Linked DNA regions of Homo sapiens: region 1 is linked to region 2. Evidence: chromatin contacts called from ENCODE Hi-C or POLR2A ChIA-PET data. All regions are on one chromosome and are shown on one strand. Each heading gives the region's core, a stretch centred on a gene start or an enhancer-like site at or near the end of the contact. The rest is flanking DNA. Distances are from core to core; before and after follow the strand shown. Region 1 overlaps LOC101928277 (a long non-coding RNA gene). Region 2 overlaps TBPL1 (TATA-box binding protein like 1).

The links. A loop is a pair of places that touch in the nucleus more often than their neighbours do. ChIA-PET counts read pairs that join two places held with the same protein, here RNA polymerase II (POLR2A). Pooled maps may share reads with other maps.
Region 1: a loop to region 2 is called in a pooled map of right cardiac atrium, with 2.6 times the contacts of the local background. The contact joins two enhancer-like sites. A Hi-C loop is called at or near these places in 1 of 37 single-sample maps with no recorded cell type and 4 of 50 pooled maps. POLR2A ChIA-PET finds 5 or more read pairs at or near these places in 2 of 52 experiments (MCF 10A and endothelial cell of umbilical vein).

The regions. Positions count from the first base shown.
Region 1 is chr6:134,851,783-134,859,372 of GRCh38, forward strand. The region is part of intron 2 of LOC101928277 (a long non-coding RNA gene); the gene reads right to left. Among named protein-coding and RNA genes, the nearest start is that of ALDH8A1, 95 kb to the right of the region's middle. Within about 2 kb of position 1,534, at least 4 of the 41 ENCODE cell types and tissues checked have a DNase peak (open chromatin) inside an H3K27ac peak, as active enhancers do.
Region 2 is chr6:133,961,448-133,968,565 of GRCh38, forward strand. The region is part of intron 1 of TBPL1 (TATA-box binding protein like 1); the gene reads left to right. The region is part of intron 1 of LOC128092253 (umcharacterized LOC128092253); the gene reads left to right. Among named protein-coding and RNA genes, the nearest start is that of TBPL1, 12 kb to the left of the region's middle. RefSeq lists enhancers at 1,438-1,607, 3,226-3,395, 5,579-5,628. Within about 2 kb of position 5,609, at least 2 of the 41 ENCODE cell types and tissues checked have a DNase peak (open chromatin) inside an H3K27ac peak, as active enhancers do.

The DNA of each region.
Region 1 (7,590 bases), core at 284-2,783, 890 kb after region 2:
CACTTCCCACAAGCAGCCAATGAGCCATGGTGCGCTGATGGGGAACAGCCCGCCCATCTCGGTGACACAATTAGGGGTCTAGTTTCAGAAAAGCCTATTGAAGATATATGTTCATGGAAACCATGCTAAAATAAATTTATATTTTGTAGCTGAGACTTCTGGGCACCTGAATATAATTCACTGTGAATATTTGTTTCACTATGATGTTTTTTTGCATTGCCCAAACATGAGACTACATAATTTTGTTCAGGCAGTGTGGTAAAAAGACTGATACACTGGGACCCAAAACACCTCAAGCAAATCTTGACTCATTCATTCAATGTCCTTGTGACTTTAGACAACTACTCTTATTTGTCCTGAACTTCTTCAAATGTAAAACAACGACAATCCCCCAGACTCCTCCGGCTCTAAGAATTTACCAGAATTTCTCTGACTGATGAATTTATGTGAGAATGTAGCATCAAAATCAAGCCTCTCTGGGATAAGCTCCCACACTCAGACTGAGGTCCAGGAAGGGAAAAGCAAGTGGTGACTTCTGGCCCACTGAGCTTCCGTTCATCAATAAGTGGTCTGAGAATTGAGTAAAAATTCCAGAAAGCCACTGGTCTTCAGTCAAGCAGAGACAGGATTAAATATGAAAAGTAAAGGTTGGGTGCAGTGGCTTACACCTGTAATCCCAGCACTTTGAAAGGCCAAGGTGGGCAGATCACTTGAGGTCAGGAGTTCAAGACCAGCCTGGCCAACATAGTGAAACCCCATGTCCACTAAAAATACAAAAAAATTAGCTGGGCGTGGTGGCACGCACCTGTAGTCCCAGCTACTCGGGAGGTTGAGGTAGGGGAATCCCTTGAACCAGGGAGGCAGAGGTTGCAGTGAGCCAAGATTGCACCACTGCACTTCAGCCTGGGCAACAGAGCGAGACTCTGTCTCTAAATGAATAAATACAGATACATATGAAAGTATTCTTTTATGTAGCAATAGAGATTAAAGAACAAAGGTGTACTTATCACCTTTTTTTTTTTTTTTTTTGGAGACAGTTTTGCTCTTGTCACCCAGGCTGGAGTACAATGGCACGATCTCGGCTCACTGCAACTTCCTTCTCCCAGGTTCAAGCAATTCTCCTGCCTCAACCTCCCGAGTAGCTGGGATTACAGGTGAAGTTTCACCATGTTGGGCGGACTGGTCTCGAACTCCTGACCTCAGGCAATCCACCCGCCTCCGCTTCCCAAAGTGCTGAGATTATAGGCGTCAACCACCGTGCCTGGCCCCTTCCTTTTTAATTGTCACAGGGGCAGAACATTCTATCATCTCTCCAGGAAAACCACCATGTTTCTGAAGGCATTAAGCTCCAAGCTGGCTAACAGTCAAGCCACAGGAAGGAGAAGGCAGAGCATGAAACATAAGCTGTGTGACTGGTACCTGAGTAAGAGCAAGCTAATTATAAAATGGACCTAGTGTTAGGTTCCACTTTTATGGGTCACTTGCTGCACTTCCATATTTGAGGGTCTAGGAAAGGTTGTGTTGTCACCCGAGTGGACTTTGCCTCTCATGCCAGTAGCTAAGAATTCCCTCTCCTTGCCCATGTGGTTTCTCTGATTACATGATTACTCAGGCTGACTGGGATTTCTTTATTCTAAATCAGCCCTCTTTATCAAAGGACCCAGTGATGATCTCTGGACATTCATTCTTTTATGGTACTGAGGCTGATAGCAGTGAGGTCACGTTCCAACCCAGCACAGTTTGAAAGGGACAAGAGGCCTACTGTACATACTGTACCTCCTCTTAAAGCTGGGTGTCACCTTGTTTTATCACCTCTCAAGCACTGAAACTTCAAAGCACACTGTAAAAGCTCAGAAACAGCTCTGTGAATCACAGAATATACATATAAACACGTTTAAACTACCTTTGGGATTAAATAAATGTAGCCTGCATTTCCAGTTGATACACAGTGACCCAGACCGATAGAACTCATGAATTAAAAACAAATGTTAATCCATTTCGGCTTCATTTCTATCCCCGAGATTTCCTAATGGTTTTGTTTCCCAATCCATTTGAACAAAACAAGATAGGTCAGCTTTCATTGTAGTCAGAATATTTTGCAGGAGCTGATGAAAAAATTATCATCATGAGGCAGATAAGAGCACACAGATGATGTCAAAACAAGGTCAAGCGAACTTGAAGTTAAGCAAACAGCTCTCAGTGGGCTGTTTTGGACATCCCTTCTCTTTACTTGTAAGAAATGTAACTTTTAATTTCTTAAGCATGCTCTTACTGCAAATGCTCAGAGATGAAAATCTCACCCCCTTCGCTTATGTTCATGAGCTTTTATCAGTTGGAGCATCCCAGGTGGACCGGGAGAAAATGCTGATCATTGCTACAATAAAGGAAACTTTAAAAAATTTTATTGATACATAATTTGTACATGTTTATGGGGTACATGTGTATTTTGAGGTATGTGTACAATGCATAATGATCAAATCAGGGTAATCAGGATAGCTATCACCTCAAACATTTATGATTTATTTGTACTGGGAACATTCCAAGTCTTCTAGTTATTTTGAAATATGCAATATATTGTTGTTAACTATAGTCACTCTATTGTACTATAGACTGCTAGAACTTATTCCTTCTATCTAACTGTATGTTTGTACCCATTAACCAACCTTTCTTCATTCCCATCTCTCCCATCACCCACCCCACACACACCCTTCCCAGCCTCTGGTAATAATCATTCTACTCTCTACACTATGCAATTAACATTTTTTAGCTCCTACACGAGTGAAAACATGTAATGCTTGCCTTTCTATGCCTGGCTTAACATAATGACCTGCAGTTCCATCCGTGTTGCTGCAAATGACAGGACTGCATTCTTTTCTATGGCTGAGTGCTATTCTATTGTGGATAGGTACCACATCTTCCTTATCTGTGTATCCACTGACGGACACTTAGGTTGATTCCATATTATGGCTATTGTGAATAGTGCTGCAATAAACATGGGGGTGCAGGTTTCCCTCTGACATACTGAGAGTTAGGGAAGCAATTCATCCAGGTCAGATGTCATTGAGCACCCACTGACACTCTGACACTCAATTTGCTGCCTTCAGGGAGGCTGTTGCTGCCACTTGGAGGCCAAAACACAAAGTTTCTCCTTGAATCCAGTAAGAACGAGGTTTATGGGTGGGTTATTATCATTTACACTGGTGATACTAAGAGCAGGTGGGGGAGTTTTACATAAACTGCTCTCCACTTTTCAAATAATTAGAGTGATCATTTTTTACTGAGTATCAGATGAGAATTGTCAACAATCCCATACTAAAGTTCAGTAGAGGAAATGTATTAAGCACCAAAGTGCCTTTTAATGTGGAATTCATGAATCTGCTATTCTCACTACTTAGAAATTCCTTAATCAGGATTTTCTCTCTTGGGGGAAAGAAGGCCTCTGTTAATGTTACTTGCAATCCCAGGAATGATTTATTTTAAGACTATTTAAAAGAAGCATGACATTTATAATTTGAAAGTAGGCTAAATACTTGCATGCAATTTTTTTTTTCTGCTGAGATCACAGATGCTGCCTTTTGTTTTTTTTTTTTTACAGCAAAGAATGCATTGAAAAATGGACAACCAATCAGACACCTAATACAAAATGGGACCTGATAGATCTATTTAGACCAGAATTTCCCATCCTTAGAACTCAGCTGGATAATTCTTTGTCGGGGGCTCTTCTGTACATTGTAGGCTATTTAGCAGCTTCCCTGCCTCTTCCCACTAGATCCCAGTAGCACTCCTGTATTAGTCCATTCTCACACTGCTATAAAGATACTACCGGAGACTGGGTAACTTATAAACAAAAGAGGTTTAATTGACTCACAGCCCTGTATGGCTGCAGAAGCCTCAGGAAACTTACAATCACGGTGAAAGCCAAAGGGGAAGAAAGGCACGTCTTACATGGTGGTAACAGAGAGAGTGAGCGAGGCAGGAATTGCCAAACACTTTTAAACCACTGGATCTCATGAGAACTCACTATCATGAGAACAGCAATCATGATCCATCACCTCCCACTAGGTCCCTCCCTCGGCACATAGGGATTACAGTTCCAGATGAGATTTGGGGCAGTGGGGGGAAAGAGCCAAACCATATCAACTCCCTTGACTGTAACGAGCAAAAATGCCCCCAGACGCCAAATATTTTCTAGGGGGCAAAACCATCCGATGACAACCACTGACTACATAAAGTTTTTGGGAGAGAAGAGGGGTTAGAAATACTATCAGCTGGCTGGGGTGGTGGCTCACACCTGCAATCCCAGCACTTTGGGAGGCCAAGGCAGGCGGATCACGAGGTCAAGAAATCAAGACCATCCTGACCAACGTGGTGGAAACCCGTCTCTACTAAAAATACAAAAATTAGCTCGGCATGGTGGCGCACACCTGTAGTCCCAGCTACTCAGGAAGCTGAGGCAGGAGAATTGCTTGAACCCAGGAGGTGGATGGTGCAGTGAGCCAAGATCGTCACTGCACTCCAGCCTGGCGACAGAGTGAGAACTCTGTCTGGAAAAAAAAAAATACAATCAGCCAGAGTATCTGAAATGGATTTCTAGTCATTAAAATAACATTTTAAATTATAGGAACAAAAAGATAGTGAGATTTGGCTAGAAAGTTAGGAGTTTCCAACCTAGGGTCTCTGTTAACACATCGCAACCTTATTTTGCAGGCTCCCAAAGGAGTAACTGACTTATGTAAAATAAAGAAATAAATTATTCTTTTTAAGATACAGTGTCTTCTAGATTAAACCATCAACTAAATAATAATCAAAACTAAATTTCAGACTAAATAATGTTAAAGCTGGTCCAAGTTTTGCTTTTTGAACATATTGCTGATAGAAATCAGAAAAATTGATTGGGCACTGTGGCTCATGCCTGTAATCCCAGCACTTTGGGAGGTCGAGGCAGGCGGATCACAAGGTCAGGAGTTCGAGACCAGCTTGGCCAATATTGTGAAACCCCATCTCTACTTAAAAAAAAAAAAATACAAAAATTAGCCAGGTATGGTGGTGCGTGCCTATAGTCCCAGCTACTTGGGAGGCTGAGGCAGGAGAATCACTTGAACCTGGGAGGCAGAGGTTACAGTGAGCTGAGATTGTGCCATTGCACTCCAGCCTGAGCAACAGAGCAAGACTGTCTCAAAAAAAAAAAAGAAATCAGAAAAATTAAAACATTAACTTCTTAGGTTTTCCCTCTAACCCCTTGAACTTGATGGCTAGTTTGGGCCTTTCTGAGTATATACCACTTGTAAAAATGTACAGCTGTGTTTCCTTTCGTGTTTTATAGATATAATAGATAAGATTATCTAGCCAAATGCTCTGGTAAATCAAATATCTCTATCAGTTTTCTCTCCTTCCCTCTCTCCTCACCCCTCAACACATGCATGCACAAATTTTCTGAGCTTTATTAAGCTGGTTTTTATTTTCTCTATAACTATTAATTTTAACCTGTGGTCATTTTTAAAAATCAGGAATCCCTTTCTTCAAACAATGTTTTATGTTGACTTACGTGAAATAATGAAATAAATTGTTCTTTTTAAGGTACACTGTCTTCTAGACTAAACCATGAACTAAATAATAATCAAATCTAAATTTCAGACTAAATAATGTTAAAGCTGGTCCAATTTTTGCTTTTTGATAGAAGCCCTGTTTTAGATAGAAGCCCAACTTGTGAAACAGGAGGATTCTTCCCCACCCCCAGAGGTATTCTTGAAGCAATTTGGAGCCACTGACATAGGAAAGGGAATTAAGCATGTTACTATAGACAACGTGAGGCATAATGATATAAACATTTTAAGGTTAAAATGATTACCTTTATATATAGCAGATTCTCAATTACCCTCAGGAAAAAAATGTATAGTTTTCAAAGACAGACATAGGCTAACATTATAAGGAGGAACAGCTCTCAGAGCTTTAAAAGAAAAACTATTGCAGTAAGAATGCTGTTTATTGGACACAGCTGCTCTTCCCTTTAGTTCAATTAGAAGTCCTCAGTGAATGTCAGTTCTCTACTGTGAGAAGCCACCTCTCAATTTAAAACCTCTCTGCAACTACATTGAATTCCCATGTTGCTGGCTCATGGCCCACCTTACCTGTTTCTCAGCAGCTTCTCCCTCCAAGACAGCACCACCTGTTCCATCAACCAGACCTCCACACTATGCTTTGGACATCTCTACAGATATTGCTCATGTCTGACGGGAATTCCCACCTCCTGGTCCCCATCAAGTCACTTGCTATGGGGTTTATTTTTTAATGTAGCCTCAAAACGTACCTGAAGTTTTTCCTGAGGATTTCTTACTGCCCCGCTTTAAGACCCCTTAGAATCTATATACTGAGTTGACCTAAATCATTGCCTTGCCTTTGAATTCTCTTCGAGGTGTTTCAGTGAGTAGTTTAATCACAGGATTATACCTAGATGACAAATTTCTCAAAGATAAAACCCTATTTTCCCCTTTATTCCCTATGTTGTGTTCATAAGATACACAATAACTTTTCAAACGCTTGCTAAAGTAGAATTGCGTGTATATATCTTAAAATAACAATGGTTATTATGCACCTAGATATAAGTAGGCCAGTCACGGAAATAACAGTTAATTCAGTTGGTAGAGTGTGATGATTAATATTATGTGTGTATTAGTCCATTCTCATGCTGCTATGAAGAAATACCTGAGACTGGGTGATTTATAAAGGAAAGAGGTTTAATTGACTCACAGTTCCGCAGGGCTGGGAGGCCTCAAGAAGTTTATAATCATGGCAGAAGGAGAAGCAAACATATCCTTCCTCACACGGTGGCAGCAAGGAGAAGTGCGGAGCAAAGTGAGGGGGGAAAGCCCCTTATAAAACCATCAGCTCTCGTGAGAACTCACTATCACGAGAGCAGCATGGAAGTAACCGCCCCCATGCTTCAATTACCTCCCACCAGGTCCCTCCCACAACATGTGGGGATTATGGGAACTACAATTCAAGATGAGATTTGGGTGGGGACACAGACAAACCATATCATTGTGTCAACCTGACAGGGCCACAGCGTGCCCAGATATTTGGGTGTTTCTGTAAGGATATTTTGGATGAGATTAACATTTAAATCAGTACACTGAGGCCAGGCGTGGTGGCTCACACCTGTAATCCTAGCATTTTGGGAGGCCTAGGAGGGTGGATCACCTGAGGTCAGAAGTTAAGACCAGCCTGGCCAACATGGTGAAACCCCATCTCTACTAAAAATACAAAAATTAGTCAGGTGTGGTGGTGCACGCCTATAGTCCCAGCTACTCGGGAGGCCAAGGATGGAGAATCACTTGAACCTGGGAGGCAGAGGTTGCAGTGAGCCAAGATCGTGCCACTGAACACCAGCCTGAGCAACAGAGCGAGACTCCATCTCAAAATTGAATTAAATTAAATAAATAAATCAGTACACTGAGGAAAGTAAATTGCCATCCATAATGTGGGGGTTCTATTCAGTCAAAAATCTGAATAGCACAAAAAGCAGACCCTCCCCCAAGTAGGAGAGCATTCTCCTGCCTGACGGGCCTCTAAACTGGAACACCTGCTCTTCCT
Region 2 (7,118 bases), core at 4,359-6,858:
TTTAAGATTCTTTCTTTCTTTTTTTTTTTTTTTTTTTTTGAGACGGAGTCGTGCTCTGTCACCCATGCTAGAGTGCAGTGGTGCAATCTCGGCTCATTGCAACCTCCGCCTCCCGAGTTCAAGCATTCTTCTGCCTCAGCCTCCTGGGTAGCTGGGATTACAGGTGCACATCACCATGCCCGACTAGTTTTTGTATTTAGTAGAGATGGGGTTTCACCATGTTAATCGGGCTGGTCTTGAATCCCTGACCTCGTGATCCATGCGCCTTGGCCTCCCAAAGTGCTGGGATTACAGGTGTGACCCACCGCACTTGGCCAAGAATTATTTCTTACCTCTTAAGAAAGTTGAAAGACCTTCCCTGGATCATTGCTCCTGAAGTTTCTCTTTCATTATCTCGTTTCCTTTATAACATAGATCACATTCTCTTGATTATTTTGTCAGCCTATTTGTTGTCTTTTTCTTCCACTGAAATACAACTGCCATGAGAGTTGCTTGCCTGACCATTTTGTTCTGAGCTGTATTCCCAGTGTCTACCCGCAGAGCTTGGTTCACATGAGTTGCATACTAAATATGCAATTATGCGTAAAAGTTTCCTAGTTGAAGGAGTGGGGAAAGGACGATTTAGGCAGCTATAAAACCGCGAAACAGTCTGTTATTGGAAGAGGAATGGTGTAAAGCTGAGAATGTTAAGGTGTGTTGGAAGTGGAAGATTAGGTTATATAAGGAAGATCGGGGGTGGGAAGTCCACTGCATTCCAAGGCAAGCAGATGAGATTCTGTTTTTCATTCTAAGAGAGCCAAGAGATGCTTCTTCAGATAGGGAGACAATTAGGAAGATAATCCTGGTAGCTATTTGGTAGATGGATTAGAGCATGGAGAATGCAAGCAGAGAGTTCTATTAGAAGCCTGTAGCCATAATGACATGTGAGCTGGCCTAAAATAAAACGTTGCTTTGGATGCAGAAAAGAAGCTAGATTAAAAGTTAACTGAGCAGAGGAGAAGAATGAGAGATGAAGGATGATTCTGAAATTTCTGGTTGAAGTGAGCGAGTGTTAATTGTGACTCACTCCATTCACAGAATTACAAGGAGATAGAGCAAGATTTCTTGAGGTGCTTAATGAGTTTTGTTTGTATGTGTCGATTTTAATAGATATGCCTAATAGATGATTGGGAATATGGATTCAGATATCTGATAGGTCAGGATAGATGTAGGAGCCAGCCATAAGCTCATAGATAGCAACTGAGGCCTGAAAAGTTTAAAGAGGAAAAGGATTTCAGGCAGTGGTTTATAACCTTTAGGGATCTTAAACCTATTGGTAATATGAAAAAAACAATGGCCTTCTCAGGTACAGATTAGTGTGTATACAATTTCAGGGGGTTCCTAACCTGTGGAACCTATTGTTGAGCTTTTCAGGGTCTGGCATGGATTTCAGTTAAGAACTTCTGATTTAAGGAACAGACAGAGAAGTATATGAGATGGGGAGAGAATTCAAGAAAGCTTCTTCAGAATCCAGGGATAGGACATGGCAAGGGAGCAGTTGGAGAATCAGAAGTTCCCAGTGCTTTATGCTCTAGAGTAGGAGGGAGTTTAAAGTGTGCCATTGAATTCAGCAATGAGCCATTCATTTGTAACATTTTGTACTGTGTAGAGGCAGAAGACAGATTATGCTGGTTTAAAAGCATGAAGTGGAGTTTGGGAAACAAGGGATGGTAAACAGAATGTAGAAGTCTTGATGTTCTCTGAAAAACAGTACTGATAGAAGAATAGAGCCCTTTTTAAGGATTTATGGAGAGGGAAATTCCATTATTTTAATTACCCTATGATGGTGTTTCAACCCAGTCGTTCTCAACTGACTACCCATTAGAAACATCTTGGAAATATTTTCAAAATTAGGGCCCTATCAAGGTCAATTAAATCTGTATTTGTGGGATTTGAGCATCTTCATAGTTATTATCTTGTTTCTGTTGTTTTGTCTTTTGGTCTTTTTATTTGTTTAAGACATAGTCTCACTCTATAGCCCAGACTGGAGTGCAGTGGTGTGATCATAACTCACTGCAGCCTTGACCTCCCAGGCTCAATCCTCTTGCCTCAGCCTCCTGAGTAGCTGGGCCTATAGGCACACACCACCACATCTGGCTAATTTTTGTATTTTTTTGTCGAGACAGAGTCTCACCATGTTGCTCAGTCTGGTCTGTAACTCCTGGCTCAAGCAACCTGCCCACCTTGGCCTCCCAAAGTGCTGGGATTACAGGCATGAGTCCACCAGGCCTGTCCTTGTCTTTTTCTTGATCGTTAAGAACCGGCCTGGCGCGGTGGCTCACGCCTGTAATCCCAGCACTTTGGGAGGCTGAGGCGGGCGGATCACAAGGTCAGGAGATCGAGACCATCCTGGCTAACGTGGTGAAACGCCGTCTCTACTAAAAATACAAAAAAAAAAAAAAAAATTAGCCAGGCGTGGTGGCGGGCGCCTGTAGTCGCAGCTACTCGGGAGGCTGAGGCGGGAGAATGGTGGGAACCTGGGAGGCGGAGGTTGCAATGAGCCGAGATCGTGACACTGCACTCCAGCCTGGGCGACAGAGCAAGACTGCGTCTCAAAAAAAAGAACCAATGTTCCAATCAGAAAACTTCCTTATCACTCTTGTGTGTTCTGTGTAAGAACCCATTCTTTTACTTGTATATTATCATTAAATTACTCACCCTACTGTTGTGGTAGTGTTCTTGACTTTCTCACAGACCATAATTTCAGGTTTTAAAAATGTATGGCTTTCTTCTGATCTCTAGCCAAGTTCTCTGTGTTTATCCTTTTTGAGTGACGCACCCTTCAACCAGTTACTCAGATCTGACAAGCTCTGAGTAAAATAAGAAATTCCTAATGGTGCTTACATGTGGAAAGAGTGTTCATTATGTAATCATGTTTGTTTTAAGTATATTTTGTACTGTTTTTTAAACCAGAAATGTTTGAACTGTTTGTTTTTTTTGTTTTGTTTTGTTTTTTTGGGTTTTTTGGGTTTTTTTTTTTTTGAGATGGAGTCTCACTCTGTCTCCCAGGCTGGAGTGCAGTGGCACCATCTTGGCTCACTGCAAGCTCCGTCTCCCGGGTTCACGCCATTCTCCTGCCTCAGCCTCCGAGTAGCTGGGACTACAGGTGCCTGCCACCACTCCAGGCTAATTTTTGTATTTTTAGTAGAGATGGGGTTTTACCGTGTTAGCCAGGATGGTCTCGATCTCCTGACCTCGTGATCCACCCGCCTCAGCTTCCCAAAGTGCTGGGATTACAGGTGTGAGCCACCATGCCCGGCCGAACTCTGTTTTATTTTCCCAAGTAACTAATTTCATAATCTGACCTTCCTTTTCTTAAAATGGCATTTGTGCATGACATAGACCTTAAACAGGTTGTCTATGCTAGAGCATTTTATATGAGGGGTAACTCTATAAAAACAGTCGAAACTATGAAAATAGGAAGTTTCACCCGTTGTATTTTCCCCATGCAGTACTTTCTCTTGATTAAATTCTTGATGAGTTATCAGTGCTTCAAGTTTGAGCCCTGCATTCACACCCTTGAAATAAATCAGAATATAGAGAGGCTTGATCTTGATGCATGCCAATTCTGACACCAACTTATGAGAAGATTTATTCAGTCTTTTAGCTACCCTAGTGAATTAACATTTACACTTGTAAATGAAACTAATAATCTTTTAAAAATTATGCTGTTTTGTTAGCATTAATTTAATGGCTAAATTAGTCTTACAAATTATAGTCACTTACAGTAGCTTAGGACAAATATCAAACTTCTCAGTAAAGAGATGAAACTTTTTAGCTTTTAAAATTATAGTCCGTAATATGGGAAGTAGGGGCACATATAAGACCTGCTCAAGAAAACAAATACCTTACAATTTAAATGAAATGAACATCATAAACTTGTATCACAATTTAATATCCAAACCCATTATGCTTCTAATTTTCCTGCTTTTTTGCAGGTACCTAATGAAGTAAAATCTAGCATAATACCTATTTCGTAACATGTAGTAGATTTGGTCAGTCTTTTCCTGTTTCATTTGCCACCTTCCCTGTCCCCACTCCCCTCAGCACCACCAAAAAAGAACCCCATGATCAACAACTATTTGCTTTGATTTGATGGTTTTGTTATTGTTGGAGTTTTGTGGGTTTTTTTTTTTAATTCACTGTTAAATTTAGTGCTTTTTTCAGTACTCATTTCACTTAACAGATACATCAAAGTTGTATTCTTTATTTTTACCACTTACTTTTAAACTTGAAGGAATATGATTTGCTTTTGTGTTCCAAAGCTTGAGGACTACAGTGAGTAACTAGAAATCCTTTCCATTTTTGAACATTTCTCCATCCATATGAAGAAAGGAGATATAATAATAGTAACAATAAGAACAGCTACATTTGAATGCTTGTCATGTGCAAGTACTGTGCCAAGCGCTTTATATGAAATTTAATTTTCACAACACTATGATGGGTTCTGTTTATCTGCCTTATTTTACAGAGGAGGATATTGAGGCACAAAGGTGTTAACTTACCCACAGTCATATGGCTAATAAGTGGTAGAGTCTAGATTTAACCCAAGCATTCTGCTGAGCTCTTCAACTTCAGAGACAGAGAGAGACAGAAAGAAACAGAGAGAGAGTGTGTGTGCATGTGTGTGTGTGTCGTGTGGGTGTGTAAGTAAACATTGCTTTTTAATAACCTCAAGCTTACAGTTAAACTCTGCAGACATTTTATTGAATGTGTATGGCGCATTGGGAACTACGCCAAGGCTGGGGTACAGAAATAAAGAAGATTTGATCATGCTTCTGAGGAGCTTATTGTCTACCAAGGAGACTATAAATAGGAAACATTTTACCATAGTTTGTAGTGTGGAAAACTGTGATATAAGTATGTATAGTAACATTACCATTGACCAAATGGGACTCAGAATAGGGACACTCTGGCTTAATATTGAGGATCAGATTTCTGAGTTCCTTTGATTTTTAAATTTCACCCATGATGGTTTTAATTACCTTCTGTACTAGGATTTCCAAATTTTCATTTCCAGTCTTAACCTAGACCTGTCCTGAGCAATGGACTTTTAGCTGATTAACTGCTCCGTATCTCCTCTTGGATGTCTCACAAGTTCCTTCAGTTCAAAATGTCCAAAACCGAATTGTTAACCCCTCCTACCTTTCTCATCTGCCCTGCAAACCTGCCCTTTCTCCAGTGTTTCCTATCTTAGTAAATAGTATCTTAGGCCACAAACCTGCAGTCATTCTCCATCTCCCTTTTTTCCATCCCCATATCAATCAGAAAATTCTGTTCACTCTATCTCTTAAAACTGCCTGTCTTGTGTCTACTACTTTGCATTTTCAAACCACAGTACTACCACTGTGGTCCGTCCTGTCATCTTGCCTGGACTGCTGTGCTACCCATTCTTCTCTTTCAGTCCATCCTCCCATTGCAGAGTGGTGGTGATACATTTTTATAATGCAAATACGTGATGTCAGTTCTTGCTTCTTTTTTAGCTAACCACTACTTTTGAGATAAACATGAAAATTCTGAACGTGGCATAGAAGGCATGATTTGACCCCTCCCTGCATTTCTAGCCTAGTCTTATGCCACTTTCCTTTTCACTTTTCTCACCGTAGCCATGCTGATTCTTCCTTCAGGCCTGAGCAGTTCCTACTCTTAGCTGAGAACATCTGCTGTTTCCTGAACCGAGTCTGTTCACTACCAGGTCCCTATCCCCTAGTATGGGTCTTAATGCTTAGATTTCCAGTTCATTGTTATAGAATTGATTGAATGAAGGTGATGCTCAGCTGTAGAACAAGTGGGAGTGGATCACATGTAGAAGTGGGCATAAATCATTTTCAGCAGAATGAATTAGATTAAGCGGGCAAAAGGTTAATATTCTTTATATATTAGAGCTTCCATAAATCAATAAGAAATCTTAGAAGGAAAATGAACAGAAGATAGGAGGCAGCTAACTTTAAAGAAATACAAATGGTTAGTAATATAGTCATGCATCGCTTAATGACAAGGATGTGTCCTGAGAAGTGAGTTTGTCATCACGTGAACATCATAGAGTATAATTATATAAACCCAGACGGTAGAATCTACTACACACCTGGGCTATGTAGTATAGCCTATTGCTTGTAGGCAGTGAACCTATACAGCATGTTTCTTTACTGAGTACTGTAGGCAGTTGTAACATAATCATAAGTATTTGGGTATCTAAACATAGGAAAGGTGTAGTAGAACTACGGTATTATAATATTATGGACCCCTGGACCAAAACATTGTTAGGCAGCACATGACTGTGTTTGAAAAGTTCACCCTCATTAGTATTCAAGGAAAATCAATTAATTCAGTATTGCTGCTTTTCATATCTCAGGTTGTCCAAGATTTTTATAAAATCCTTTGCTGACTAGGTAAGACAGCATGTGCGATCCCAATCTTGTTTCATGTGCACAGACAAATATATGGATTTAGAGCCTAGGACCATGTGCTTATATGAGCACAGGAAAAAAGCAGTTATCACTGTTAGGATTATGGGTGACTATTTTCTTTTTTTTTTTTTTTTGAGACAGAGTCTTGCTTTGTCACCAGGCTGGAATGTGGTGATGCAGTCTCGGCTCACTGCAGCCTGCATCTGCCTCAGCCTCCCCCAAGTAGCTGGGACTACAGGCGCGTGCCACCACGCCCAGCTAATTTTTGTATTTTTAGTAGGGACGGGGTTTCACCATGTTAGCCAGGATGATCTCGATCTCTTGACCTCGTGATCCACCTGGCCAGGTGACTATTTGAGTATTTCTTATATAATCAGAAAATGACATGCTATCTTCCTTAAATCTTGTATACTTAGACAGTTTATCTGAAATATTAAGAAATCTATCCAAAATAAAACTTGCTTTTATATAGTAAGGAATCATATGCCAAATTTCTCATCTTTGCGTTTGAATTTCCAAATGTAAGGTTGTAGTCAGTAAAATACACTTTTTTCCTTTATCCACAATAGTATATTAGTTAATATTATTGTTAGCATTCACTAATACATTGCTTTAATAGAGCATATCAAAATTTGTGAGTTTTTTTATTCTTCAAAACAATCATGAGAGGTA